Linked DNA regions of Homo sapiens: regions 1 and 3 are each linked to region 2. A link is a loop called in an ENCODE intact Hi-C map of the cell type or tissue named here. Cell type or tissue: CD14-positive monocyte. All regions are shown on one strand. Links, peaks and the distances in the headings refer to the core of each region. The heading gives the core; the rest is flanking DNA.

Region 1 (10,163 bases), core at 741-8,740, 55 kb after region 2:
AATATCTTGCTGTAAGTTATTTTAAAAGATAGTATAGGCACATAATATAATATTCAGTATATTTACTTTTAACAGTAAAATATCATACCACATTCATGGAGTAGAAGGATACATAAGAAAATCTGTCTTACTGTGTTTCTTTAATGAACTTAACTAGGTATAATTTACATGAGGTGATGTGCACCCACTTGAAGTGTTCATTTTCATGAATTTTGACAGGTGCATACAGCCCTGTTGTGACTGGCACAATCAAGATATACAACATTTCCACTACACCAAGGGCTTTGCCTAACCTCTTTGCAGTTCATCATTCCCACTTCTTGTGCCAGGCAACCACTGAGATCCTCTCTCTCATAGTGTGTCGCTTTTGCCTATTTCAAAATTTCCTAGGAAGGAATGTACTCATCTGTGTCTGTATTCTGTCACTCAGCATATTTTTTGAAACTGAACCAAGTTGTTTGTGCCTATAGTTTTCACAGTGTGATATTGCTCAGTAGTATCCCATTGTATGAATATACTATAGTCCTATATTTATTCATCTATTGATAGGCATTTGAGATTTCCCCATTTTTCACTAATGGTACTCAGGTGTAAGTCTTTTTATAGACTTTTGTTGTTGTTGTGGCTGTTGAGATGGAGTTTTGCTCTGTTGCCAGGCTGGAGTGCAGTGGCGTGATTTATATATATGAAGTCTCGCTCTGTCACCCAGGCTGGAGTGCCATGGCACCATCTCAGCTCACTGCAGCTTCTGTCTCCGTGTTCAAGCAATTCTCCTGTCCTGTTGTCAATCACTGCACAGGACATCAACACCAGACAAGGACATTCTTTGAGCATAATGGATCAAGACAAGAATAAGACCACAGCACAGTCATGCCTTAACACAGACACAAACAAGAATGTTGTCCAAATTGGAAAATGGCTACATATTTCCCATCTAGGGTAACAGGAAAGACTGATGATTATTTACCAATTACAGCCACAGCCTTTCCTATAGACTAAATGTTGGTGTCACCCTAAAATTCATGTATTGATGTCCTAATTCTTAATGTGATGTGATGATATTTGGAGGTGGGGCCTTTAGGAGATAATGGGATTTAGGTGAGCTCATGGAAGTGGAATGCCCATGCTGGGATTATGGCACTTGTAAGAATGAGGAAGGGACCAGAGCTCTCTCTCTCCCATGTGAGGATATAGTGAGAAGGCAGTCATCTGTGACCCAGGAGCGGGGACCTCACTAAGAACCCAGTTGTACTGACATCTTTATTTTGGTCTTCCAGCCTCCAGAACTATGAGAAATAGATGTTTGTTTTTTGTTTGTTTGTTTGTTTTTTGAGACAGAGTCTTGTTCTGTCACCCAGGCTGGAGTGCAGTGGCACGATCTTGGCTCACTGCAAGCTCCGCCTCCTGGGTTCACACCATTCTCCTGCCTCAGCCTCCCGAGTAGCTGGGACTACAGGAGTCCGCCACCACGCCCGGCTAATTTTTTATATTTTTAATAGAGACGGGGTTTCACCGTGTTAGCCAGGATGGTCTCGATCTCCTGACCTTGTGATCCACCCACCTTGGCCTCCCAAAGTTAGATGTTTGTTTTTTAAGCTAGCCGGTCTGTGATATCTCTTATTCTAGCCCAAACTGACTAAGGTAGCTTTGGTCTAGTTCTTTCTCCTTTTTTATTAGATGTATGAAGATCCAGTGTTAGAATTATGCTGACTTCCTGACATCCAAAGAAGCAAACACTGCTTTTTAAAAAGTTTCCCCAAATCACCTAACACAAGTCCAAATCCTATAATAAGCCAGTTATAATTCTCTCTTACTGAAACACCTCATGGTTTTCGTGGTTCCTCACTGCAATGAGTAATAACCCAACTACATATCTATTCCTGGTGCCTGCTGATCTCTGGCCAGAAGACACTGACATGTTTATTGACTTGGTCAATGTTGACATTTGTTTCCTTGAAGCTGTTCCAGGATTTGGATTTTATTAATGACTTTTTGTTCTACTGATGGCAGCTAGGGTTAGTGAGATGAGGTGGGTTCCCATCCCCTGCTCGCTGCTGACCTGAGGACTATGTCCCACTGTGTTTGGAAAGCATCAGCCCTGCCCTGTTTCCTTACTGTCCTCCAGTCCAGCCAGAAGAACATAGGCTGGGCGCAGTGGCTCATGCCTGTAATCCCAGCATTTTGAAGGGCCAAGGCAAGTGGATCACCTGAGGTCAGGAGTTCGAGGCCAGCCTGGCCAACATGGTGAAACCCCATCTCTACTAAAAATACAAAAATTAGCCAGGTGTGATGGTGGGTGCCTGTAGTCCCAGCTACTCAGGAGGCTGAGGCAAGGAGGATCGCTTGAACCTGGGAGGTGAAGATCGCTGTGACCAAGATCATGCCACTGCACTCCAACTGGGTGACAGAGTAAGACTCCATCTCAAAAAAAAAAAAAAAAACATAATAAGAACAGAATAGATTGGAATGCATGTTTTCATCTTTTCTAATTACTCTCTCTGCTGGACGTTTGCCTAATGACCTCATTTTCTGATTGGAAGCAGGAATGTCAGCCCTCTCTTAGGAGTATTTCATTGCAATCAACATAATTACACAGGAAACTGGTGTCCCTCTAAAGTGGAGACGTTTGGACAAGTTGTTCCATAAGTCACTTTTCAAGGTAAGATGGAACAACCAAGTTGAAGGAGGGATGGTAGCAGCTGCAATGAGGTGAATAGTTTTATAGTCAGGAAAGGGTCTCTATCACTACACTGTGTTTATTTCCTCTTAAGCCAGAATCAAGGTATCTTCTGAGAGTAGGGTGGTGGGAGGCAGCAGAGAATAGAAGAACCCAGTTCCTGAGTTTATGCAAGATGCCCATGGGAGCCCAGAGACGTCCTATGGCGAGACTGGCATGTACTCACACAACTGAAACCCTCTCAAGATAAGGGTCATTCTTTGACCAGAGAAAACAGCATCCTTCATGCCCTTCCATATTAATCTCTGCCTCCACATACAGTCTGAGAAGCAACCAGTGTTCTGACATTTGTCACCATCAACTAGTTTTACATGTTTTACAACTTCCTATAAATGGATTCACACAGTAAGCACTTGCTTCACCCTGAGCATCTCTGCTGTTTCTTTAAAATTTCAGTAATATTTGAAAATCAGAAAAGAATTTCTTCCATTTGCTAATTTAAAGTATAACATTCAGGCTGGGCCCGGTGTCTCACGTCTGTAATCCCAGCATTTCGGGAGGCCAAGGCAGACGGATCGCCTGAGCTCAGGAGTTCAAGACCAGCCTGGGCAACATGGTGAAACCCCATCTCTACTAAAAATACAAAAAACTAGCTGGGCATAGTGGTGGGTGCCTGTAATCTCAGCTACTCAGGAGATGGAGGCATGAGAATTGCTTGAATCCAGGAGGCGGAGGTTGCAGTGAGCTGAGATCGCACCGTTCTACTCTAGCCTGGGTGACAGAGTGAAACTCTGTCTCAAAAAAAAGAAAAAGTATAAAATTCAGTGGCATTTATTGCATTCACAGTGCTGTGTAATCATCACCACCATCTAGTTTCTGAACATTTTTATCACCCTGAAAGGGAAACAGTCACTTTCTATTGCCTGCTTCCCAGAGCCCCTGGAAACTACTAACGTGTACCTATTTCCATGGATTTATCTATGCTGGATATTTAATGTGAATGGAATAATTTCAGTCTTTCATCATTGAGTGTAATGTTACCTGTGGGTTTTCTCTAAATGGCCTACTAAGCTTGATGAGTTTCCATGTCTGGCTTCTTTTACCAAGGGTAATGTTTTCAAGGTAAATCCATGTTTACGAGGATAATCCTTGTTGTAGCATGCATCATTATTTCATTTCTTTTTTTGGACTGAGTGATATCCCATTGCATGGAAAGACCACATTCCATTTATCCATTTGTCAGTTACTGGGCATTTTAGTTGTTTGTACTTTTTGGCTCATGTGAGTAGTAGTGCTGCCATGAAAATTTATGTACAGATTTTCATTTGAATATCTGTTTCCAATTCCTTTGGGTATATCCCAAGGAGTGAAATTGCTAGTCAATATGATAACTGTATTAGTCTGTTCTTGCATTGCTATAAAGAAATACCTGAGACTAGGTAATTTGTGAGGAAAATAGGTTTAATTGGCTCACAGTTCTGCAGGCTGTAAGGGAAGCATGGCGACTTCTGCTTCCGGGGAGGCCTCAGGAAGTTTCCAATCATGGCATAAAGTGAAGCACGAGGGAGGAGTCTCACATGGCGGGAGCATGAGAAAGAGAGTGAGGAAGGAGGTGCTACACACTTTTAAACAACCAGATCTCATGAGAACTTACTCACTGTCTTAACAGCACCAAGGAGATGGTGCTGAACTATGAAAATTCCACCTCCACGATCCAATCACCTCCCACCAGGCCCCACCTCCAACATTGGGGATTACAATTTAACATGAGTTTGGACAGGGACATAGATAAACCATATCAATAACTCTATGTTTAACCTATTGAGGAACTTGCAGACTCTTTTCCACAGCGGCTGAATCCTTTTACATTCCCAAATACAGTGTATGAGAATTCCAATTTCTCCACATCCTCACCGACACGTGTTATGTTCCGTTTTACTAATTACAGCCATCTTAATCGTTGTAGAGTTTTGCTTTCCATTGCCATAGTGACAATAATGTTGAGCATCTTTTTGTGTGTTTGTTGGTCGTTTCTATACCTTCTTTGGATAAATGTCTATTCATGACCTTTGTCCATTTTAAAGTTGGGATTTTTGTCTCTTTGTGGTTGAGTAGCGAATCTTCTTTGGGGATACTAGGCTCATTAGATATATTATTTGCAAATATTTGGTCCCATTCTTTTTACTTTCTTGATAATATCCTTCGATGCATAAGAATTTTAAATTTTAAGTCCAATTCATCTATTTCTTCTCATGTTGCTTGTGTTTTTGGTGACATATCTAAGAAACACCTTCCAAATCTAAGGCCATGAAGATATACTTGTATGTTTTCTCCTAAGAGTTTCATAATTTTAGTTCTTACACCTCAGTCTTTGGTCCTTTTTGAGTTAATTACTATACTGTGTATTTTCTTTTTTTCTTTTTCTGGTGGGGACAGGATCTCACTTTGTCACCCAGGCTGGAGTGCAGTGGAATGAACACAGCTCACTGCAGCCTTGACCTCCTGGGCCCAAGTGATCCTCCCACCTCAGCCTCTTGAGTAGCTGAGACTACTGGTGCATGCCACCATGCCTGGCTAATTTTTTGTGATTTTTTTAGAGGTAGGGTTTTGCTGTGTTGCCCATCCTGGTCACAAATTCCTGAGCTCAAGTGATCCACCCGCCGCAGCCTCCCAAAGTGTTGGGATTACAGGTATGAGCCACTGCGCTCGGCCTATACTGCATACTTTATGTGGAAGGAGTCCAACTTCATTTTTATTCACGTGGCTCTCCAGTTGCCCCAGAACCATTTGTTAAAGACATTATCGTTTTTCATTAAATGGTCTTGGTATCCTTACTGAATTATCAGTGGACCATAAATTTATCACTTTATATCTGGCTCTCAATTCTATTCCATTGATCAGTATCGGTACCACCTAGTTTTTTATTTTATTTTATGGCAGCGAAAGTTTATTTAAAAGCTTTAGAAGAGTAAGGAAAGCAAGGAAAGGAAAGAAAGGAAGGAAGGAAAGTACACTTGGAAGAGGGCCAAGCAGGCGGCTTGAGAAACCAAGTGCCTACCCAGTTTAATTCCTGTGACTTTGTGGTAAGTTGTAAAATCAGGAAATGTGAGTCCTACAATGTTTTCACTTTCAAAATCATTTTGGCTATTTGAAGTCTCTTGTGATTCCATATGAATTTTAAGGATAGTTTTTTTTTCATGTCAGTAAAAACATCCATTAGGGTTTTGATAGGGATTGCACTGAATCTTGATTTGAGGAATATTACCATCTTAATATTAATTCTACCAATCCATGAACACAGGGTGTTTTTCAGTTGATTCAGGTCTTCTTTATTTTCTTTCAGCAATATTTTTTATTTTTCAGTACACAAGACTTACACCTCCTTGGGTAAATGTATTCCTAAATATTTTATTCCTTTTGATGGTATTATAAATGGGGGTGGTGTTCTTAATTCTTTTCAGATTGTTAATTGCTAGCGTATAGAAATACAACTGTATTTTGTGTTATAATCTTGTATCTGGCATATATGGTAATTTGCTTATTAGCTTTAAGAGAGTTTAGTGGGATACTTACAATGTTCTATATATAAGAAATACTCATCCTTTCCAACTTGTATACCAGTTATTTCTCTTTTTTTTTTCCTGTGTAATTGCCCTAACTAGAACCTCCAGTACGATGTCGAATAAAACTGGTTAAAGTAGGCATTTTTTGTCTCTTTCCTGATCTTAGAGGGAAAGAGTTTCAGTCTTTCGCCATTGAATATAATGTTACCTTTGGGTTTTTCACAAATGCCTTTTATCACATTGAGGAAGTTCTTTTCTATTCCTTGTGTGCTAATCGTTTTAACATGGAAGAGTGTTGGATTTTGCCAAATATTTTTCCTGCATCAATTGAAAATGATTCCATGTTGTTTTCTTCATTCTATTAATGTACTGTATTACATCAATAGGTTTTCGTATGTACACCACCTTTGTATTCCTGGGATAAATCCCACTCAGTATTCTGTAGAGTCTTTTATACACTGCTGGATTCAGTTTGCTGGCATTTTCTCGAGGACTTTTTGCATCTATATTCATAAGTGATATCGGGCTGTAGTTGCATTTTCCTGTGATGTCTTTGGTATTATCAGGTAATACTGTGTTCATAGAATGGGTTAGGGCATATTTTCTCCTCTTCTATTTTTCAGAAAAGTTTGAGAAGGATTAGCATTAATTTAAAAAAATGTAATCTCAGCACTCTGGGAGGTCAAGGTGGGCGGATCACTTAAGGTCAGGAGTTCGAGTCCACCCTGGCCAACATGATGAAACCCCGTTTCTACTAGAAATACACAAATTAGCCAGTCATGGTGGCATGCACCCATAATCTCAGCTACTCAGGAGGTTGAGGCAGGAGAATCACTTGAAACCAGGAGGCAGAGGTTGCAGTGAGCCAAGATTGCGCCACTGCACTCCAGCTTGGGTGACAGAGCGAGATTCCATCTCAAATAAATAAATAAATAAATAAAATAAGATAAAATAAAATAAAATAATAAAAGCAGTCAGAGAAAACCACAAACTACAAACAAACAAGCAATGATAAAAATTACAGCAGAATTCTCATAGGAAATTACACAAGCCAAAACCATTTGAGTTACTGGAAAGAAAAATGTTAACCTAGAATTCCATATAAATTTCAATAAAAGTATTTTTAAGTGAATGTATATGAAATGTTTCCAGACAAACCACAGTCAAGGGAATTCACTGCCAGCACACCTATACTGTAAGAAATACACGAGATCTTCCGGCCAAAGGAAAATAATGCCATAGAGAAACTCGGTTGTATACAAAGTAATGAAGAGCAATTGAAGTGGTAAACATGTGGATAAACATAAAATAGTTTATTTTTCTAATAAAAAGTCTCTTTAAAAATTGACTGTGTAAAATAAACATATTATGGGATTTGTAAAAATACGTTATGGGAATGAATTTGGAGCTCATGAAACCCACATTAAAGTAAGCGACAGAAACAAGGTATTACAGGGAAAATAATTGAAATTCTGGTAAAGCATATCCATCTATTTCCTCACCTGTCCTGACAACCGCTCCTGTAGAGCCATAAGGAAGAGTCATGGGGAACAGAGGTGAGGGGTGGAGAGAGGTTATTCTGCATGGGAGGTGGGGCCGGAGCACCCAGGAGCTCTTTGCTCCAGCCCTGTGCAGGATGAGTCTCAGAACACGTGGTCTAAAGGACCCTCACCCCTGTCGGGCTCTGGAGCCCAGACCTCAGCCCTGCTGTGAGGAGGAAGTTCAGTCGCTCAGTCACCCAGAGTAGCACTGCCCCTTGGGATCCTCTGAGCCAGTGGGGTAAACACCATTCTGAGAGGAGAGACCAGCACTATGGAGGGTTCCTTTGGGGAGAAGATGGGTGAAGTCAGCCAAATTTGGGGGCTCAAATTCCAGGACACCTTGAGAAGAGTTGCTTCCCTGGTGCAGTAGATCCAGGTGAGGCTGTGAGTTAAAAGAAAGCCATCCCCCGCTACCCACTCCCCTGCCCCCACTTAGGGCCTCCTTTAGCAGTGTGAGGGTCAGAGGTCAGGAGCCTCACTGGTCTCCAGAGATTTGGGGTGAGTAACAGGTGGTACCAGGCATAAGAAAAGCTGGAGGGTGACTGAGGTGGGAGTTTCCTGAGTCCACACTTCCCCTGCCTATGGACCCCTAGAATCAGGTGTTCTGCTAACACTCCCCATGCACAGCCAGGCTCAGGGAGATGGGGTGGGAGCCCAGCAGGGCCTATGCCCGGCAGGTGAATTCTCCTTCGTCTCCTGAAACCACCTGGGGCAGCTCCAGGACCTGGGGATGCAAGAGCTGGGAGGGGATCATGGTCAGGCTGCCCTGGGACCAGCACAGCCTGGCAGGGGGGCTGCCATCAGCATCACAGACCAGGTGTAGGGACTGCCCTCCTGCCCCTACCAGGAGTGGGCATTGCCTAGGACCTGAGGGACGAGGGAGACCGAGAGAGCCAGAGGGGCAGGGCTGAGAGGCCCTTCTCTCCCTGTGTCTTCCCTCTAGACTCAGGAGAGGAAACTGCGTTTCTGAGACAAGCATCACAAGCAAGGGCAAGTAGGGGCGAAGACCCCCAGCATGCAGGGGTCGGGAGGCTCCTTAATGGTCCCGGGACAGGGGCATGGAAACATGCGGAGGACTTGGCCGTATCGGGACATGGAGAGAACGTCCCAGGACGACCGGCCTTGATGTGCAAAACTGTGGAGGGCGCTAACCCTCGTGGTTCTGGCCACTTGGAGGAACCAAGACAGGTGACACACTTGGGCTTTCTCCAGGAGCCACAGGAGCCAGGGGAGGAGCTGAGTAGGGAAGGGACAGGGAAAGATCTGGTTAGAGAGAGACCCCTTTTTGGGATCTGAATTGTGGTCGGCTGGAGGGAGCAAGACCAGAAGCTGCTAGGCCAGGAGGGAGGCTGCTGCAGGTCCAGGCATCACCCGGGTCCAGGTGAGCGAGGCCAGAGGTGGGGATGGAGGAAAGGAGTGAGTTGAGACAGTTTCCGGAAGTCAAGTTTGCAAAACTCACCAACTCATGGGAAGTACTGGGGAAATACAGGGATGTGCAAAGAGACTCCCAGGACATTGACTCTGGCTTCTCAGGTGGGAGGGGCCTCCCAAGGGGGAGTGGGATGTGCTCAGCACCAGCTGAACCAGACAGAGATTTATGGGGGTCTTCAGGGCAGAGGTAGGACTGGGACCACTAGGGTGGAGGAGCTTCCTGGAGGAGTCATGCAGAGAGCGGCTGGAGGCCAAGACCCCACTGTGGGAACTGCTGGATATAAGGTTCCTGTGGGAGACGGGGATGGCATGGCCAGAGAAGTGGCAGGGAACCGGGAGGAGGCTGTCATGGGAGAGTGAGGGGAGAGGGAAGGATGGGGGAGAGGAAACGCCGGTGGTGACAGTGGGTTGTCAGCTAGGAAGTCACAGTGACCATGGAGAGCTCTGCCTGGGGAGGGGGCAGAAGCGAGACTGGATGGGCTGAAAGTGAGGGGCAGCGTCGGTCACACTCGATGACCTTCCCCTTATTGGACCCCTGAGACCTCAATTCTGCCCAGGGCTGGCAGAGACCCACCCCCTTCAGAGAGCTGAGGGCATCTCCCACCTGTGCTGCCGTCCCTGAGATGCAAATGCTGAGGTTCCGTGGAGCATCTGGAGTAGAAATCAGTAACTGACCACCTGCCATGTGACGGGCAGTCCTGAGCAACGGGGTGGTGTCTGAGTGTTCCCTCCACTTTGACCCCAGCCAGGCCCCCAAGAAGAGGTCCCCAAGAAGAGGTCCCCAAGAAGAGTCCCCCAGTAACTCAGATTCTCCGCCCCCTTCTCCCAAAACCCAGTGAACTCCAGGACCCAGGGGCCTGGCCAGGTGCTTTCAGGACAGATTGATTGGGATGGCTCTCTCCGTGGTTGCACCAGCTCTGGGGAAGGGCTCAGGTGAAGCTGTGCAACCCT
Region 2 (10,163 bases), core at 924-8,923:
TTCTGTCCTCATCTGGCCTGAACCTGATCGCTAGACCTTCTTGAGGGGTGGCAAGTAAATTTCCTGAGGCTCTACATTGTCTGTGATCCCTCACCTACCCTGCAAGGCTAGAAGTCCAAGCCAGACCTCCTACTCTGCTTCTCTTCTTCCCACCTGCAATGTTCCTCTTAGGCTCTATGACCAATTCTCCCTCCATCACTTCCTGTCTGGGTGCTGCTGGGCAAGTCACTCCCCTTATCATTGCTGTTTCCTAGCCTGGAAAATCGGGATATTTGCTGAACCTATCTCATATTATCATCGTTATAAGAATGAATGCCCCAAGATTTGCAGTGCACCCAGCTCAGTGCGTAGTGAAGTATTACCCATTCAATAAACAGAACACCTTTCTTAATTTCCTTCTTCCCGGTCTCAAGTGGTCTTTGGTGGAACATTCACTGGAAGCCAAATGTACTATGGCATCTTCTGTGTAAGAATGCTGGAAATTGCCTCGCTCTATTTAGAACAGGTAGGACATGGTGGCCATTTGATGAATATCATGGATTAGGAGGGAACAGTCACATTCATCAAGGTCTCTAATAATGAGGAATCTGTCTTCAGTGTTGACACACACTTTTTCGTTGAAGTTTTTTGAGGTTACTGGAAGAAAGGGGTAATTTTCCCCTAACCAGTAGCTCCTGATCTCGGTCTCTTCACCTGAGTCACTTGCGGGGCGCTGTTGAGGAATCTGCGGGGGACTCTCATGTACGGACCCCTCTATGGCTGTCCTCTGAATTGTCTTTTCCACCTGGCAAAGTGTGCCCACAGAAACACTGAAAAACTTAACTTCAGGGCTTCCAGTAATGTCTGAAACAGCTCCTAGTGCTCTCATGCCTTCATAGCACCTACACTCTCCATCCCTCTCCCTTGCCCAATTTGCTATTTGCTTCAGACACACCAGCCCTGTCAAAATCTGACACACAGAAGCTGTCTAATTCATGTTGATTATTTGGTACTTATGCCCATATGTCCTCTTTCTCCATGCCTCCATAGCCCATCCTCTGCCCTGCCAACACCCAGGCCCTGGAGTCTTGGCTTCCAAACACACCTCCAGTGCTGCTTCTCACCTTACTTACCCAGCTGTAGCAGTGGAAGCATCACTTCCAGCAGCAACAGTTCTCAGGAACAGCAGAAGCTCTTTACTACACTGGCTCTGACATCAGAACCATATGGTTCAGAAGGAGTGAGGTGATGCGTAACTGAAAGAGGATGTGGGGATGGGGAGAGCAGAAGTATCTTTAGCCAAGTCAGGGGCTTCTGTCTCTGGTCATCGTGAAGGCCTGTTCACCTGGAGAAGCAGGAATTATATGGGATGAGAGGCTCATGAGCACGTACGGACAGGGAGGCAACTAAGATTGTCTGTGAAGCCTCAGTGTCATGTCTGCTTTATTCTTTGTTTTATTTTTGTTTTTTGAGATGGAATCTTACTCTGTCGCCCAGGCTGGAGTGCAGTGGCTCGATCTCGGCTCACTGCAATCTCCATCTCCCATGTTCAAGCGACTCTTCTGCCTTAGCCTCCCGAGTAGCTGGAATTACAGGTATTCACCACCATGGCCAAATAATTTTTGTAGTTTTAGTAGAGATGAGGTTTCACCATGTTGGCCAGGCTGGTCTCAAACACCTGACCCGCCTTGGCCTCCCAAACAGCTGAGATTACAGGCATAAGCCACTATGCCCGGTTTGTTTTTGTTTTTGAGACAGGGTCTTTCTCTCTCTCTGTCACCCAGTCTGGATTGCAGTGGTGTGATCACTTAAGATAGCAAAGTGTTGACATTCTCTCAGGAAAAATATGATAATGTTTAGTTTGGTGAGAAGTGTAAAACAACATCTCCCTACCACAGTATAATTGTTTTGCCATAAAATTTGAAATGAATGGTGTAAGTAACATTGTATAGCATGGCACAATGTTCCCTTTTATATCCCATGTAGACATTTATTTAATAAATTTGTTCTCAGTAAATTTCTATTAAAAAAGAGACAGCACGAGACCCTGTCTCAAAAAAATGATCAATTCCAATTCCTACTGGATATCATGACTTAAAAATCCATAGTAATTCCAGCGTGGGCAACATGGTAAAACCCCGTTTCTACAAAAAATACAAAAATTATCTGGGTGTGGTGGTACGCACCTGTAGTCCCAGCTACTTGAAAGGTTAAGGTGGGAGGATCACCTGAGGTAGGGAGGTCAAGGCTGCAGTCAGCCGTGATCACGCCACTGCACTGTAGCTTTGGGCTACAGAGTAAGACTTTATCTCAAAATAAATAAGTAAATAAATAAAATACATACATACATACATAGTAATTCATAGAGTATGGTATTGACACAAGGATAAATAAAAATACCAATGGGACAGGCTATATGGTTAGAAAAATACCTATACATATGTGATCACTTGGTTTAGGATAAATATGGCACTGCATAGAAGTTAAAGGACTCTCTTTTGAATAAATTGTGTCAGAATAACTGGACAGCCATACAGCAAAAGGAAATAAGACCCCTACCTCATGTCATACATAAAAATAACTTCTAGGGACATTGGGAAAGTCCTTAGACTTTTTTTCTAGAACAGTGCTGTGTGAAGAAATATAATGTGACCTATAAATGTGGACTACATGTATAATTTTAAATTTTCTAGCAGCCACATTAAAAAGGAAGAAATGGGTAAAATTAATTTTAATGATGTTTCATTTAACCTAGTGAAAGAAACCTAGGTTATTCACTAGGTTATTCATATTGAACCTAACCCAATATTTCAACATGCAATCAACACAAAATTGTTAAGATTTGGTACATTCTTTATACACTCTTCAAAATCTTGTATATATTTTACACTTACAGCACACTTCAATTCAGACTAGCCATAATATAAGGGCTCAATAGCCATATGTAGTTAGTAGCTACCACATTGGTCAGTGGAATTCTTTAATACAACATAGGAGAGTATCTTGGTAAGTTTTAGGTAAGGAAATATTTCTTTAAAAGGGCCAAAAAGCACTAGCTATGAGGAAATATGGATAAAATGGACTGTATCAGAATTAATTTCTGCATCAAAAGATACCATTAAGGAGGACAAATGCAAGTTGCAGGGCTGGAGAACATACTTGCAACACATACAACGTGCTTGCATCCAGAACATAGCAAGGATAAAGGGGGTAATGAATGGTGTAGTACATGAGTGGAGTGTTTGGGGTGTTGTTAATGTTCTATTTCTTGACCTCAGTGGTGGTTACACTGGTCTGCTCCCTTTGTGATAATTTGAGTTGTATACTTACTATCTGTATTAATACTTCTCTGTATAAAATTGTACTTTGATTTAAAAGCTTGTTTGAAAATAAAGACAGAGAAACAAACAGAAGGGATACAAAAGAGAATAGAACGGTTGGGACAAGTAGAAATCATGTACCTAGATGTTAGATTTAAACTCCAATACATCAGTGATTTAACTAAATATAAATGGCTTAAATTATCCAGTTATGAATCTAAGATCATCATATTGGAAAAAAGAAGCAAAGCCAAACTCCATGCTGTTTACAAAAGACACAACCAAAGCATAAGTGTAAAGGACAGTTAAAAAACCAAATGGGCCGGGAGCGGTGGCTCATGCCTGTAATCCCAGCACTTTGGGAGGCCGAGACGGGCGGATCACGAGGTCAGGAGATCCAGACCATCCTGGCTAACACGGTGAAACCCCGTCTCTACTAAAAATACAAAAAATTAGCTGGGTGTGGTGGCGGGCCCCTGTAATCCCAGCTACTCAGGAGGCCGAGGCAGGAGAATGGCATGAACCTGGGAGGCAGAGCTTGCAGTGAGCCGAGATCATGCCACTGCACTCCAGCCTGGGCGACAGAGCAAGACTCCGTCTCAAAAAAAGAAAAAAAGAAAAAACCAAAGAATGAAAACATACACCAAGCAAATACCAACCAGAAAGCCAGGTAATGTAGACATACCTACATTAACATCCCATAAAGCAGACTTTAAGCAAAAGGCATTACCAAAGATAGAATGGCATATCTCCTAATGATAAGCTGACATTAACAGGAATAAAGTATATATTTAAAATTTGTGTTTGCCTACTAACATAGTCCAAAAATATATAAAGCAAAAAATCTACAAAAATAAAAGGAGAAACAGACATCCACAATAGTAGTGTGACATTTTAATCACTGTTCTCTCAGAAACTGACAGAACAAACAGACTATTGGAATATATAAAGATTTCAACAACTTGATCAGCAAATTTGACCAAAAATATATAGAGAATACTGCAATCAATAACTGCAGAATACAATTTCTTTGTAAGCACACAGAGAACGTTTACAGAAATTGGCCACAGCTGGATCATAAGACAAATCTTAATAAAATTTCCATGAAAATATTTAAAATCTCATTAATAACCAGCAAAATGCCTGTTAAAACCATCAGATACCAGTACATATCCAAGACAATATATCAAGTCTTGGTGAGAATGTGGTACTCAACTTTCACACACTATTGGTGGAAATATAAATCAGGGCAACAAAGTTATTTATCAAAGCAGAAGATACACATACTCTATGACCCTCAATTCCACTCCCAGATGTATACTTTATAGAAATGTTTGTGCATATGTACGCCACAAAGGAATGCAAAAATGTTTACAGTGGTATTATTTAAAAATAGCTAAAAAGGTAAACAATCCAAATGCCAGTAAACAGAGAATTTTAAAAAATGAGATACTACACAGCAACAAAAACCTATGAGCTAATGCTAGATGCAACAACATGGACCATTCTTACAAATAAAATATTGAATGAACAAAGCCAGACACAAATAAGTAATAATGTATGAGCATTTCTTTAAAATTTGAAAAAAACCGGGCAAAATCAAGTGTTTAAGAACGCACACACAAGTAGTAAAAATCCTTTAAAAGTTGCCAAGAAATGTCCAGCATAAAAGGTAGGATATTAATTGCCTTTTTGGGAGGAAGAGGTCTGTTTCTCTGTTTATTTTATCATTTGTAGGGGGTATGAACAGGTCTTTTGAGATACTGGCTATAGTGAATTCCATAAGGCTGTACCCTATATAGGCATCCTTTTAATAGTACAGTTTCCCATTGCCCATCTGCCTGACCATATGGCCAGGCCATTGGCCACTGCCCATGAATTGGTAAAAACCCAAATGTGGAGGCAGTTCAGCCCACTGAAGTGACTTGTTTTTGCCTTCCTCAGTATGAGTGCCAGTCTTCCAAACAGGATGTTATTAATTCACTTTGGAATTGCCATCCATAAATCAAACCGCTCTTAGTTGGTCAATCAAGAGCTATTAATAGACATCATTCAAGTAATAATAGGATCTCGCAGCTCTTCAGTAGGGAAAAAGCCACCTGTTCATAAATATAACGAGGACCTCCTTGCATTTCCCTGGTAGCATGTTCCTGTATAAACAATTTCCATTTTATTACGAGACTCTTTTGGGCATGGCCTTCCTTACTACAGTGTTTTTCCAACATGACAAACACATCATGAGGATTTCAGGTGTCAGGATTATTATATCCTTCAATGATGGGGCAGACTCAAAGCCCAATAGGCAGCTAGTTGTCTCTCCATTGGAAATTTTCTGGCCCCAAATCCCAGCATTCACCACTGGGTGGTGCTCACTGGCCTTAGCTCCAGTCTGCCTAAATAAAGCAAACGTTAAGCTTCTAACATGTTTTGTCCACCAGATATCCTGTACTGTTTCAAATTAACAATTAGTGTGGGCTTGGGCAATCTTATTGGTTCCTATTTAGCATATTCAATCAATATTGGTTGAAGGGAAGATTTACATGCCTTCTGTTTCATAATAGTACGTAGGGGAACTCTTCCATAGTTGGACACAATATCTTTCCTCATAATACATTTAGGTAAATACATTCACATAACATATTTACATAGTCTGTCCAAACATTCCAATTTTCATCCAAAGTTTCGCCTGAATCTCATCCACTTTGTAATCCTATGTCTTCGCAATCTAACCATAGATGCTATTAGAATTTCACCAACCTTTTGGAATGCAGGTATAAGACTCCCACATGAGTCCCAGAAATATCTCTTATCCATCCCCTGACTATTTTACTACTAATATGCATATGACTTTGGGTCTTCAGTTAGGGGTCAGGCCAAGCAACCCAGGCCCTTTTGTCATTTATCTTGATTAGATCACATGTTCGTCCCCTCAGGAGATCTGAGGTCAGATTTCCCATTGTCATGTTTGCCTTCTGGCTTCTAAAATTCCTCCAAACTAGGGTAAATATAGCAGACTTGATGGGGGACCTTCAACACTGGAGGGCAAGTCTAGGTTCTCACTGCTCCACCTAATTTCTAAGAGTGCTCCACTGAGACCTTTGTTTAGACTCCCTCAATGTCCACTTAACTCATCTCATTTCTTAATAACTGTTTATAAAGATTTCCACCCTCTTGGAAATGTTCGTCTTTTCTCACTCTCTGGTGAACCACTCTAATTTTCTTTGCCATCTGTCATTTCAGCCTAACTTTTCCCTTTAGCCACAGCCCTGAGGCTAGCAGCTGTAGCTCAGGCTGGCCAGAGCCCAAGATTGGGCCAGCATCAGGATCCGCCTCAGCCACTTTCATTTTAACGATTACAGATAAAAATAGCCAAGGGACTGCCTATTTAGTTTGTTTCCTTATGCATCCAGTGGGTCAGCTCCTTGGGGGTTGGATCCATTGTATTGAAAAAGCAATGGTAACTTTTACCTCCTGTAACTGTTTGCAGAACAGCTGCATTTCTATACGCACAGGTGACCGCAGGACAGCCCAGGAATCAAAGGCTTATCATCTTGACTTCACATCCTTCCTCTTTTCAAACCATATGTTTCAGTGAGTCAGGGCTGTTCTAGTGAATCCCATTTCTGATACAACTGAAAAGTTAGGGAATGGTCCACAAGATCCCCTCATTTCTGACACCAACTGAAGATATCAAGGATCCCTGATTACCCTCATTTCTCAAATCATTTGCAAGGTTTTGGAACCCCAAAACTACCCTTAGGTTTGGTAATTCACTAGAAGTACTCACAGAATTCACTGAAAGCTGTTATACTCGTGATTACTGTTTACTACAACTAAAGGATAGAGATTAAAATCAGCCAAGGGAAGACATACAGGGCAGAGGCCAGAAGTTCCCCACACAAAGCTTCTAGTTATCCTCTCCCTGTGGAGTCATGGACAGCATAACTTAGCTTTCCTGGTGATAATGTGTGACAATATGCATAGTACTGTCAACTAAAGAAGCTCACCCAAGCCTTGTGTCCAGTGTTTTTATTGGGCCTCCATCGTGTAACATGGTGACTTCCCTCATGGTGGATCTTAGCATCCAGCTCCTCCTGAAGTTGAGCTGATACCATTTGATCCAAAGCCCCTATTCTAAATCACATTGTTAGACTATCTGGTATTGCTTCCACTCTAAATCACATTGTTAACATTATCTGGTGTGGCCAGCCCTCATCCTAAATCACATTTCTAGAATATTCAGTGTGATGCAAGGTCCCTGGGCAAACAAAGACACCCCTATGAGGTGTGACATTCTAAGAGCTAGGGAGTGTCTTCCAGAAGCCAAGGGCAAAGGCCAGACTTCTCTTCAGGCAAGGTTAAGTTCCTTAGTACACAGAATAAAATGTCAAATTCAGAATAGCAGCGATCTCTATGTTTGAGAGTGGGAGATGTGTTTGGGGAAGGGAGTATACCAGGGGTAGTGTTTTCTTTCTTTTCTTTTCTTTTTTTTTTTTTTGAGACAGTTTCTTGCTCTGTCACCCAGACTGGATGGAGTGCAACGGAGCATTCACAGTTCACTGCAGGCTTGACCTCCCAGGCTCAAGCAATCTTCCCACCTCAGCCTCCCAAGTAGCTGGGACTACAAGCATGTGCCACCATGCCTGACTAATTTTTTAATTTATGTAGAGATGGGATCTTGTTATGTTGCCCAGGCTGGTCTTGAACTCCTAGGCTCAAGCCGTCCTCCCACCTGGGCTTCCTAAAGTGCTAGGATTACAGGTGTGAGCTACCGTGCCCAGCCAGTGTTTTCAATATTAAGCTGGTGGTGGGTATATGCTCATTATACCATATTTATATCTTTCTATATGTCTGAAATATTTCACAATCTTTAAATGAAAACTGGATCATTTGTCATTTATATAAAAGCTTTATATATATAATATGTAAATATGTATCTACATATTCATATATAATACACTCAAAACTATACATACATGAATGAGTAAAACAAAGATCTAGAATGATGTATAATTTGATACCAGTGCTTACCTATGGTTAGAGCAGTGATCAGAGATGAGATTATAGAATTTTCAGTTTTTTAATTCCAGGTTTATTGAGGTATAACTGACAAATAAAAATTGTATATACTTAAGGTGTACGACATGACGTTTTGATGTATGTATGCACTGTGGAATGATTACCACAATCCAGTGAATTAACATAATCAGCACTTCACAGTTACCATTTTTTTGGTGGTGAGAACACTTAATATTTACTGTCACAAAATTTCAAGTATACAGTACAGTGTTATTTACCATAGTCACCATGGTGCACATGAAACCTCCAGAACTTATTCATTCTGCCTAGCTGAAACTTTGTGCCCCTTGATCAATATCTCATTTCCCTTAGCCCTCAGCCCTGGCAACCACCATTCTATACTTTGCTTCCATGCGTTTGACTTTCTTAGATTCTACATATAAGTGAGATCATGCAGTACTTGTCTTTCTGTGTCTGACTTGTTTCACATAGCATAATGTCTTTCAGGTTTATTTACGTTGCTGCAAATGGCAAGATGTCCTTTTTTAAGGCTGAATAACTTCCACTGTGTGTGTATGTGTGTGTGCACAATAAATCCTCACTTAACATCATCATTCAGTTCTTGGAAACTGCTGCTTTAAGTGAAATGATGTAAAATGAAACCAATTTTACCATATATAAGAACATGCAAACTCCACACAGATACTGGTACTGGCTGGGAATTGATTTTTTTCTCTTATGATTAGACAATGTTGAACAAAATGACATTATTTGAATGGGGTGTGTGTGTGTGTGTGCGTGCATGTGTGTATACATATATAATATTTTCTTTACTCATCTATTAATGGACACTTACGTTGATTCCACGTGTGGGCTATGGTGAATAATGCTGCAATGAACACAGGAGTGCAGATATCTCTTCAAGATACTGAGTTCATTTCTGTCAAATACATGCCTAGAAGTGGGATTCCTGAATCATATGGTAGTTCTATTTTTAATTTTTAAAGGATACTCTATACTATTTTCCATAGTGGTTATACCAATTTACATTTCCACCAACAGTGTACAAGGTTTACTTTTCCCCACATCCTCATCAACACTTGCTATCTTTTGCCTTCTTGATATACCCATCTAATAGGTATAAGGTGATATCTGTGGTTTGAATTTGCATTTCTCTGATGATTAGTGATGTCAGGCATTTTTTTTATATACTTGTTGGCCATTTTGGTATGTCTTCTTTTATGAAATGCCTATTCAGGTCCTTGCCCATTTTTTAATTGGGTTATTTGATTTTTTTGCTATTGAGTTGTTTGAGTTCCTTATGTATTTTGGATATTAGCCCCTTATTAGATGGATGCTTTGCAAATATTTTCTCCCATTCTGTAGGTTGTCTCTTCACTCTGTTGATTGTTTCCTTTGCTGTTCAGAAACTACTTTGCTGCAATCTTGCATGTCAATTTTTGCTTTTGTTTCCTGTGTTTTTGCAGAAATATCCAAATAACTATTTCCCAAACCAATAATTTTTATTGTGTATTACATATAAATATACAGAAGTTTTCTCCGATGTTTTCTTTTAGTAGTTTTACAATCTCAGTTCTTATATTTAAGTCTTTTTTTTTTTTTTTCTTGAGACAGGGTCCCCACTCTGTTGCCCAGGCTGGAGTGCAGTGGCATGATCTTGGCTCACTGCAACCTCCATCTCCTGGGTGCAAGCGATTCTTGTGCCTCAGCCTCCTGAGTAGCTGGGATTACAGGCGTGCTCCACCATGCCTGGCTAACTTTTGTATTTTTAGTAGAGACAGGGTTTCACCATGTTGGCCAGACTGGTCTCAAACTCCTGGCATC
Region 3 (10,163 bases), core at 1,424-9,423, 100 kb after region 2:
TACTCACCTATTGATAGACGTTTAAGATTTTCCAGGTTTTTTCTATAGGTATCCAAGTAGAAGTCTTTTTATAGACATGTTTTTATACTCATTTATACACAAGATGTGGAATTTTTAGTTCAAATAATACCTGCATATTTAATTTTTGTAGGAATTGCAGAATCGTTATCCAAATGGCTTTGACTTTTACCACTACTCCCAGCCATGCACCAGAATTCCGGTAGCTGTACACCTTTATTAACACTTGGTATTGTCAGTCTTTATATTTTAACAATTCTAGTGAGAGCGTAGTGTCATCTCTAGTGTATTTTGAATTTAGGTACCATCAATTTCATCAACTGAGTATTTCTCATATGCAATTATTTGAGGTTTGACAGATGTATGTAGCTATATACCCACAACCACAGTCAAGACACTACCAAGTGCCATTACTTAAAACATTCCCTCCTGATGTTCCTTGGTAGGCAACTGTCCCTCCCTATTTAATTCCTGTAAAAACACTAATCTATTCTCTACCCTACTGATATGCCTTTTAAAGAATGTCATATAAACGGAATCATTCAAAATGTAGCCTTTAAAATCTGGATTCATTCACTTGGTTTAATGCATTTGGGGCTCGTCCATGTGATGGGGTGTTGTTTTTAAATTGCTGACTCATACCTCACTGTTTTCATAGATCCCCATTTTGTATACATTTACTGGCTGGTGAACATTCATATTGTTTTTAGGTTTTGGTGACTGTAAAGTAAAACTAGTATAAATATTCACATGCAGATTTCTGTGTGTGGACACTAGTTTTTTTATTTCTCTTGGGTAAATACCTAGGAGTCGGGTGCTTGGTCATATGTGTAAGTTCGAATTTATAAGAAATTGCCAAACTGTTCTCCAAAGTGGGTGTACCATTTTACATTCCCACCAGCAGAATATATGAGTTCTGGTTGCTCTACGTTTTCATTAACATTTGGTATTATCCGGATTTAAAAAAAAATTTCTTTGGGTTTTGTTTTGTAGCCATTCTAATAGGTATGTACTGCTACCTCATTCTGGTTCTAATCTGTGATTTCGTAGCAGCAAATGGTGTTGAGAATGCTTTCATGTGATTATTTGCCATCAGTTTTTCTTATTTGGCGAGGAGGCTGATCAAATATTTAGTGCTTTTTAAAATTTGTGTTAAAATATACATTAAAAAATTACAATTTTAACCATTTTTCAGTGCACAGGTAAGTGGCACTAAGTACATTCACACTCTTATGCAATTATTAATCATTGATCTCCAGAAATTTCTTCATCTTGCCAAATTGAAACTCTATACCAACTAAATGATAACTTCCTATCCCATCCTGCCCCCAACCCATGGCAACCAACTTTCTACTTTCTTTGTCTATGAATTTGAGCACCTCTGGGAGATTGTGGGTAAGAACTGAGAAAAATTCTTCTTCTCCAGATCCATTTCTCTGTTCCTTTTTGTGTTTCTGCAACATGACCTCAGTTCTCTCAGGAAGCCCCAAAACCTGTGAAACTAACCTGTGCTTGCAGCTCTGCTTGCTGCCAGAAACAAAGGCTGGGAGCCAGCAACAGGAACCAGCCAGGGGATGAGTTCAGCCCAGACGTGCTGCCTGGACCTGGATTCCTGCCTCAGTGCAGGCCTTGACCTGATTTCTTGCTTCATTACCATACTAAAATCTCCACTCAGGGGCGAGAACTATGCCTTGCTAGGCACAGAAGGTGCCAAGTACAAAAGAAAACACAAGAGTGTGCACACTTCAGCCCCTCCTGAAGGAACCCACCTTTTTCCAGATCTGCCCGCCTCAGTCTCCAACTACCTGCCCTAAGGGCCCTTAAGATCCCCTTTTACCAACCCCTGGGAGAAGGTGCTTTGCACATGAACTCCCTTTCTCCATTTCTTGATCAATGAATAAAGTTTCTTCTCCGCTTTGCCGATTCTGGTCTCATTCTATTGGCGTAAGTGGCAGGGGGCAGAGAAAGGACCCACTAGGGCCAACTCACCCCTCCAAGGGTGGGTAACATTTGCAGCAAAACTCCTCAAGAGGTTGTTTGTCGTCACTCTTCCTACCTTCCTTTCTTCGGTTATTTTCCAAACGAGCTTCCAATCAAGTCCCCCACCCTTTCACACATGTTCATCAAAGCTGCCATTGCCAGTTATCTCAGACGTAAACAAAATCAACTCAATATGGATTAAAGATGGAAATGTAAGGCCTGAAACTGTAAAACTCCTTGAAGAAAACAGGAGAAAAAGCTTCTTGACATTATCTGGGCTCAGATTTTTTTAGATACTGTAAACTAAAAATAAAATCCTAAGCCCTGTAATCAACTGAACAGACCCCCTCTTGGCCAAGGGGACCCCAGAAAAATCTTAAAAACTGAGTTGCTGCTACAATGGGACGAGAGGTCAGACACACCTCATTATAGCCCCTTCCTTTTGCAGTTGAGATGCAGCAACTGATTAACCTTAATATGGAAATGGAGATCATAAGACTGGCAGAACAGACTCTGTGGCAATGAGATACCAAATCATATACAAAACCTAAGGCCATGCCAGGCAGGGGTTAAATTACACACCCCCACACTTAGAGAATAAACTATGTTCTAACTGCCACAATATGTTTATTTTTCTCTGGTAGCTAAGCAAGCACTGGTCTCAATATAAGTAATATTAAAACAATATACAGCTCACCAGCAGACACTGACCCCACACCCTTGTGACTGGACAAAAGACTGATTTCAGTAACTTTCTCTTGATAAGAACATGGAGCATGGACTGGTTATGGCAGGTTTTACAGAGGCTGCGCGCTTGAGGGCTGCTGTGTCCTCCAAAGACCTTTTGACATATAGGGCCTAATTGTAATACGTTTACATGGTAAGTCTCTACCCTAAGGTGAACATGGATTACATGTAACATGCGTGTTTGTTCAATATGCTTGGGTCAAAACCCTTTCATGAATATTCAAAGCTCCTTCTGTAACCTGTTGAATATGTATACTTGGCCAGCCCATTCAGCTTAAATTCCTGTCTTTCTCCTCCCTCCCTTAAAGTGCTTGTCTCTGAGCCTCTTCTGCAGGCTCTGCTTCCCAGCCTGTCTGGATGGCCACCTTGCAGGCTGTAATCCTTTATAAGAAATAAAGCTCTTTCTTCCAAATTGGTAATTGTGTGATGTTTAAGTTAACACCACCAAACCACAGGCAACAAAGGCAATAATAGATAAATGGAATTTCATCAAACTAAAAAGTTGTTTTAGTTTGTTTCTGCATGGCAAAAGAAACAATCACAAAAGAGTGAACAGACTACTTATGGAAAGGGAGGAGATATTTGCAAACCACACATGTGGTAAAAGGTTAATATTCAGAATATATAAGGAACTCAAACAAGTTGAGTTCAACAGCAAGAAAACAAATAATCTGATTTGAAAAGGCATGATGGACTTGAATGGCGAGTTCCCCAAAGACACAGAAATGGTCAACAGGCAGAGAAAAAATGATCAACATCACCAGTCATCAGGGAAATGCAAATCAAAACCACAATGAGACATCACCTCATACCTGTTAGGGTGACTATTATCAAAAAGATTGAAGATAACATATGTTGTCATGAAAGCACCAATGACAAATGTGTGTCCTCCTCTCTGCCTGTCTTCACCCCTTCCTTACCTCATCTGTGGTCATCACTACTCCAGCTGTGCATTGAAACATCTTCAGCTTGGACCCCTCTCCTGAACTCCAGGCATTTGCATTCAGCTGTCTCTGTTCTGTTCCCATTTGGATGTAAGGGAGATTCTCAGAATTATCGCCCCTGAAAGCCTCCCCTCTGAAGTCCTCTATGGACACCGCTCCTTCCCTCCAGGTGCTCAGGGGAACATTCTGGCTTCATCCTTGGTCTTGCCTTCCCCTCGCTGACCACATCCATTAGAAAACTCTGTGAGCACGACCTTCCACACACATCCAAAAGCATATCCTTACGCCACCCCTGCCTCCCTGGTTCAAGCCCCTATCCCTCTTCCTGGAGGACCCAGCAAGCACCTTTCCAGTTTCTATGTGGCTGCCATGACCCACTTGGGCCTGTTCTGTCCAGGGAAGCCGAGGGGTTCTGTTAGAGTGAAAGTCCAGTCTAGTCTCTGCTCTGCCTAAAGGCTCCAGGTTCCTGTGTGGCCAGCAGGGCCCACCCAGTCTGCACCATCCTCCCCTCTGCTCCCCTCCTCTGCCTTTCTCTCCTCTCATACGTGGGCCTGTTTGTGTCCACAAATAAATGTAACCTAACTTAAATGAATGCAGACTTTTTATTTCCATCACACATATATGCCTCTTAAACAATAAGTATTATTTTCTATATTATTCATCACTTATTTGTATTTAATAATGATGTCTAATAATGAAAAAATGTTTAACATTCTGTTCTGACAATAGTTTACATTTGTGACTTTAAAGTTTTTGTATGCTTTATTTTTGGAACAGCTAGAAGAAAATAAATCATTTCAATTTTGTATTTAATGTTCCAGCTTATAGACTCTGACATATGAATCCATATCCAAGGTTATGGATGCAGGTAAACTGATCAAGTGTCTGCTGAAAAACAAGAGAATTTTTATGCCTAAAAATTTGGGGGATGTTCTCTGGGGTTCTGGTGATATTAGAGTTCTGAAATAGATATGACCTTTTTTAGAAAGTATTGGAAATTTATGTTTAAAGAAATTTATCCCAGTATTTAAAATTATTTTTAAGATTTTAAGTTTTTTTCTGAAATGTTTTAATGTAGGAGGAAGGAAAGTTAGTGCCCCATTTTAAAATAAAAGTCTTAGCTGCAGCTAGCAAAAATACAATTTATGTTTTAAGAGTGTACAAAATGAATAAACATAGTCTCTTTCATTCTTTCCTATTTGGAAGTTATTCTGATTACTCCAAGGAAGGTTTAAACTCAAAAGGAAAGGTGGGCTCTAAGGGAACCGTTGTGAGATGCACAAATGTTCCGGTATAGAGTGTGAGTTAATCAAACAAGGAATTTCTCTTAGTTATCATTGAGAATGTGAGGTGCGTAGAAAAATAACTTCTGATGAATAAGAAAGAGAACATGAATGTACATACAAAAATCCCTTTCTTGCTGGGCAAAAAGCCCATTTGAATTGTTTAGGAGGATCGGCAGCATTGAGTGGATGGGATTGTGTCTTCTCTGGAGACAGGTTTGCATGTGGAGATGACATCATCACTTATCAGGACAGATTTTTGAAGACTCACAGCCCTTGACCATTTGCTGGCTTCATGATCGCCATCTCCAAAGGGCTGTGTAGCAGCTCTCATGGCCTTTCCCACAATGTGTACATCAGGCAACCTCAAGGAACCACATAATGGAATTAATGTTCATATAAAAATCATAGTTGTAGTTGGGCACGGTGGCTCATGCCTGTAATCCCAGCACTTTGGGAGGCCAAGGCGGGCAGATCATGAGGTCAGGAGATTGAGACCATCCTGGCTAACATGGTGAAACCCCGTCTCTACTAAAAATACAAAAAAATTAGCTGGGTGTGGTGGCGGGCACCTGTAGTCCCAGCTACTCGGGAGGCTGAGGCAGAATGGTGTGAACCCAGGAGGCAGAGCTTGCAGTGAGCCGAGATCACACCACTGCACTCCAGCCTGGGCGACAAAGACTCCATCTCAAAAAAAAAAAAAACACAAAAAAACCCCATAATTGTTTCCCTCCAATATTACAGCATGTTTTTTGTTTGTTTGTTTGTTTTTCACTTTCAAAGGGAAAAAATGCATTGACTTCTGTTGTCTGGGAAATCTGAGGGGTAGACCTGGTTTTAAATGTGACTGGATTTCAGGGTCAGATGATAGAAAGGCCCATCTCGCTACTTGGTTTTGGCTCTTGTTTTTGTTTGTTGTTGCTGCTGTGGTTGTTCATTTATTCTCCCTGGTTTTTGTTCTCAGGCTCATAAAGGTAGGAGCTCTGATGTCCACTTTGCAGATAAGGACACTGAGGCACACAGAGATCAAGTAATTCTCCTTCTGAGACAGAGTCCATGGACTTCCCACTGCCCCATGACACTTGGTTATGTCTGTGCAACCAACTCAACAGTCTCTGCCATGGTTAGGGCGCCCCCTGCTGCTCACCCAGAGAGTTGCAGGGATCACTGCACCAATCTTCTCCACCCTCTTTGACCCCCAAATGCTTCCTGACACCTGACTCCCACCCATTCAGAGACTAACCTATGTCAAGATTTACAATCTCACCGAACAGGAATGATAACTACAGGAAGTAGTTATTATTTAATGTTATTAGTAATGTTATTGCTATTGTTAATGTCATTATTATTATTTCTCCATTTCACTTCCATCTTCTCTGGAAGCTGATTCGGGGCTCCTGCCTCTCACCTTTTCTATCCACTTCTTATCCCTTCCCCCAGGAGGTTGTAGACAAAGATTAGTGCTGATGCATCGTGCAACTCCATGGCTCCCCCTGGTGGTGTGATGCATTTGGGGGTGATGGGGTTTGCTCACACAGCGCTGCAAGGACGCGGGTAGGGACCTGTCAGAAATCTACCTTGTGTATAGCTCCTCAAAGATCCCAGGTTAACATTCCTTGTGATCTTCAAGCCTGAAAGACAGGAAGGAGTCACTGTTCATTAGTGTCCACTCTGGCTGTGCCAGGCAAAACTTTGCCCTGGGAGGAACTGTGACGTTTTGCTCTCTTGATAAGAAGGTACAAAGCTGAGCTCCAGAAAGAGATTAAAGGCTTTGGGGGGCTGCTCCCGAAGCTGCCTCCTGCCCCTAGGTGAGCACTGGGTGCTACCACTCCTGACTGGAGAGACAGGGTTTCAGACAAGATTCTCAAAGTCATGGGGGATCCTGGATGAGATGGGCCAGGTATAGTTCTGGGGTTTGCTTGAGAGAATGAAAGTGAGTCCCTGAAGGTCGAGGTGCCCTCCAAGCCTACACCCCCCTCCTGAGAGCAGGGTCCTCATGAGGGTCTCATTGCATGAGACAGTCAGGGTCATGCCACGGACTCTGTCTGAATGAAGCCACTTCTGCCATATTCATCCTGACTGTTCAGACCAGGCATCACTGGCCGTGCACAGTCTAGATGGAGGGAGGGACATGTTTCTGCAGGGACTTGGCACAATGCTGTGTCTAAAAGGAGTGCTCCATGTTGGTGCAGCCAAATAGAGCTGATGAGATGCTCTCTGTGGCCGTGGTTGCTGGTTTCTTCTCAGTATTCATTCCCTCTTTTTCCTTAGTAATAAGGACCTCAGACACAAGAGCCTAGCTAAGAAGGATTCCACGTTTTACGTTCTCCACTTGCTTCTGAAGTTAAGCATCACAACAGCCCTATGAAGAGGAAACATTTCATATCTTCATTTTACAGGTGTAGAAAGAGGCTTAGGGGAGGGAGGCAACTTAACTGAGATCACATGGGAAGTAAGTGGCAGTGCTTGGTTCAAACCAGGCAGTGTTGCCAGGAATCCTTTCTATCCTCAAACGACCTGCACAGCCTTTAATCCAGCAGTCCTGAGTAGTTAGGGAGCAATTCACAAGACTGCCCTCACTTCTGATGCCAGCTGCACATTGGGGAGTCCCTGACCACATTCAGTTTTGATAGTTCACTAGTAGGACTCAGAACTCACTGAAAGCTGTTATCCTCATGTGATGTCTCATTACAGCAAAAGGATACAGATTAAAGTCAGCCAAGGTGAGAAGAGCATGGGGCAGGGTCCAGGGAATTCCGAATGGGGAGTTTCCAGTTGTCCCCTCCCAGTAGAATCATAGACTGTGGTAATTCCTCCTGACATGACATGTGACAACATGCATAGAGCATTGCCAACCAGGGACACTCACCTGAGCCTTGATGTCCTGGTGTGGCTTTGTCACATAGATGTGGATAACTGTCTACATGGCTGACCTTAGTTTCAGCTGCTCCACAGATAGAGCTGATACCAGTGACCCAAAGTCCTATCGTTAGTTATATTATTAGACTATTTGGTGAAGTCCAAGGCTTTCAGGTAAACAAAGACACTCTAATCAGGTGAGACATTCCAGGGACTTAGAGGTTCCCTCCCAGTAGCTGAGAGCAAAGGCCAGGCCTCTTTTTGGCAGGGTTCAGCTCTTTGCCACACAAGTCCACCTCTGGGACTCACCACGGATCTGCAAATGGGACTAGGCCAGAGACATCCTGGGCCAGCCTGCAGCCAGGTTGGTCTGGGTTGGAATCAGCTCCAGCTCTTGAGCTCTGTGGACTTGGGAGCTGCCCTCACTACTCAGAACTGATGCACTCAAATGTGAAATAGGGACCCCAGTCCTCACTTCTCAGATTAGAAATGGTCAGTGTGCCTTTGCTGAGGTCTGCTTTTGTGTAAATAGGGGACTACTTAAAACCAATTATTTTTTAAATTGATGTTCAGTTTATTAAGTGTTCAAACCCCTTGACCCTTCAAATTCCACTCATTGATTTCTTTCTTCTTTTCTTGTAAACTTACTATAGTCACTGTCACTCTCTTTTACTGAAATTGAACAGACTGTGCTCCCTTAAACAGAGAGTTTGATTTAAAGAGTCAGTTATACATTCCATACATTCTTTTTTCTTTATAGCCCTTCAGCTGCCTACTGGGGCAAGTTCACAACCCAGCAAGATCCTCACAAATTCTCGGACAGCTCTTGGAAATCTAATCTACTGAGCTTATAAATACATCAACACTTAGATTCTTCCAGTGTTCCAGGTGTGTTCACAGAGTTTATCAAACTCTTCCACATCTTTCACCTGAAAAAAATAATCACACTTCTAAAATCACCTTTACATCTCCTTCTGGAAACACTTTAGTGGTGTGTTAGATTTCCTAATGCACAGGCTATGGCGCCCATTGTGTGGAAGCTGGGGTTGAAGCGTGAAGGATTTCTGATCTCCATACAGCTGTTTACAGGTCAGAGGCTTGGAACCAAGACCCAGGATCCAGAGGCTTCAGCTGCTCAGGGCGGTTGCCCCCAGGCCCTGAGACTGGCTCAATCCTTCTGTGTCAGTTGCAGTCATGAAGTCCTAATCCTCTCCTCCGAGCCTCATTGTTTTCCATCTATAAAATGGATCAATAGTGGAACCAATCACATGAGTTGTTCTGGGAATTCAACAAATGTGGGGACAGGCACAGAGCTTAGAACAGTGTCTGGCACACAGTAGGCCCCATGTGTTTGCTTTTACTCCAATGATTTTATTACGAGGTAAAGGGCTACCATGGGGCTGGCCCCTAGTAGGTCCCTGATCATGGCAGGTGCTCTTATTATGGTTATTGTTGTTGGCACAGCTGCCTTGCCTGGGGCAGGTCTAGGGGTCAGCTCAGGGTGCACAGTGGGGAACCTCTTGGCTGGAGGAGGACCTCATGAGGTGGTACCCAGGACCCCAAAGGGTCAGAAACACAGCCTCAGGCCTCCTTCCCTGTCTCTGCAGATGGGCCTGACTATCTGCTGCTGAGGGGCAATCCTGATGCCTTCAATGGCATCGTGACGGCTGAGATCGGCTCCCAGGTGGAAATGGAGTGTGTCTCCTATTCTTTCCCAGATCTCAAGTACTGCTGGATCCACAACAGCTCCTTCCTAAACTTCTCATATGCAAAGTTGTATCTCTTGAGTCTGGCCTGGTAGCAGATGGGCACTTACCAATGCACTGTGGAAAACCCCGTGACACAGCTGATCATGTACATGGACGTCAGGATCCAGGCCCCCCGTGAGTGCAGCAGCTCCCGTCCAGGCTCATGCTCTGCACATCTCCCTGCCTCCATGCCCTGCTAGGCAGTGCCCACCCTCAGGAGTGCCACCTCCACCCTGCCATGACATGCTCACAACCTCTGGGTGAAATCTCCCAGTCCTCTCAGGTCTGGGTCCAAAGATGCCTCCTCTATGAATCCTCTGGAGTCCTCAGATCAGAGTCAGGGTGAGTCACAGGGGGATAAGGGGGATAAGAGTGGTGGACATTAGCTGTGCACTTACCATGTGCCCACCACCATTCTAACCTGCTTGACCCTCACTGTCTCTCTATGGAGAAAGTGAATGTGATTAGCCTCACCTCCACTTTACAGGTGAGAAAACTAAGCCCCATGGAGTTTGAGTATTTTATTTAAGGCTTCAGTGCTAACCCACAGAAGAGGTGGGATTCAAGCCCGGGCAGGCCGAACC

Evidence for each region. Hi-C counts contacts between places; a loop is a spot of excess contacts. Peaks named below come from ENCODE experiments on the same cell type or tissue, not always from the same donor. Only the 100,000 strongest peaks of a DNase experiment are listed, where the experiment ranks them.
Region 1: it touches region 2 in a loop (1.9-fold over the local background); 4 of 110 quality-filtered maps call a loop at or near these places.
Region 3: a loop joins it to region 2, with 8 times the contacts of the local background. A loop is called at or near these places in 21 of 110 quality-filtered maps.

What each region holds. Positions count from the first base shown.
Region 1 is chr19:51,199,677-51,209,839 of GRCh38, reverse strand. It overlaps MIR8074 (microRNA 8074), which reads left to right and starts at 2,831; the gene lies at 2,831-2,911. All of the region lies in intron 2 of LOC107985327 (a long non-coding RNA gene), which reads left to right. In CD14-positive monocyte, for the core only: no CTCF peak of the experiment used is centred there; a DNase peak (open chromatin) is centred at 5,739; H3K4me3 peaks cover 1,482 bases; H3K27ac peaks cover 1,458 bases.
Region 2 is chr19:51,255,044-51,265,206 of GRCh38, reverse strand. It overlaps SIGLECL1 (SIGLEC family like 1), which reads right to left. Exons shown (of 6, transcript NM_001385465.1): 2 at 1,113-1,324. The coding sequence starts at 1,134. All of the region lies in intron 2 of LOC107985327 (a long non-coding RNA gene), which reads left to right. Among named protein-coding and RNA genes, the nearest start is that of SIGLECL1, 9.0 kb to the right of the region's middle. In CD14-positive monocyte, for the core only: CTCF peaks have their summits at 5,457 and 5,671 (motif pointing right); a DNase peak (open chromatin) is centred at 5,656; H3K4me3 peaks cover 467 bases.
Region 3 is chr19:51,154,902-51,165,064 of GRCh38, reverse strand. LOC101928517 (a long non-coding RNA gene) reads left to right here. Exons shown (of 5, transcript NR_110732.1): 3 at 8,592-8,719. Among named protein-coding and RNA genes, the nearest start is that of SIGLEC7, 18 kb to the right of the region's middle. RefSeq lists a silencer at 7,322-7,520. In CD14-positive monocyte, for the core only: CTCF peaks have their summits at 5,978 and 6,183; DNase peaks (open chromatin) are centred at 6,084 and 6,454; H3K27ac peaks cover 464 bases.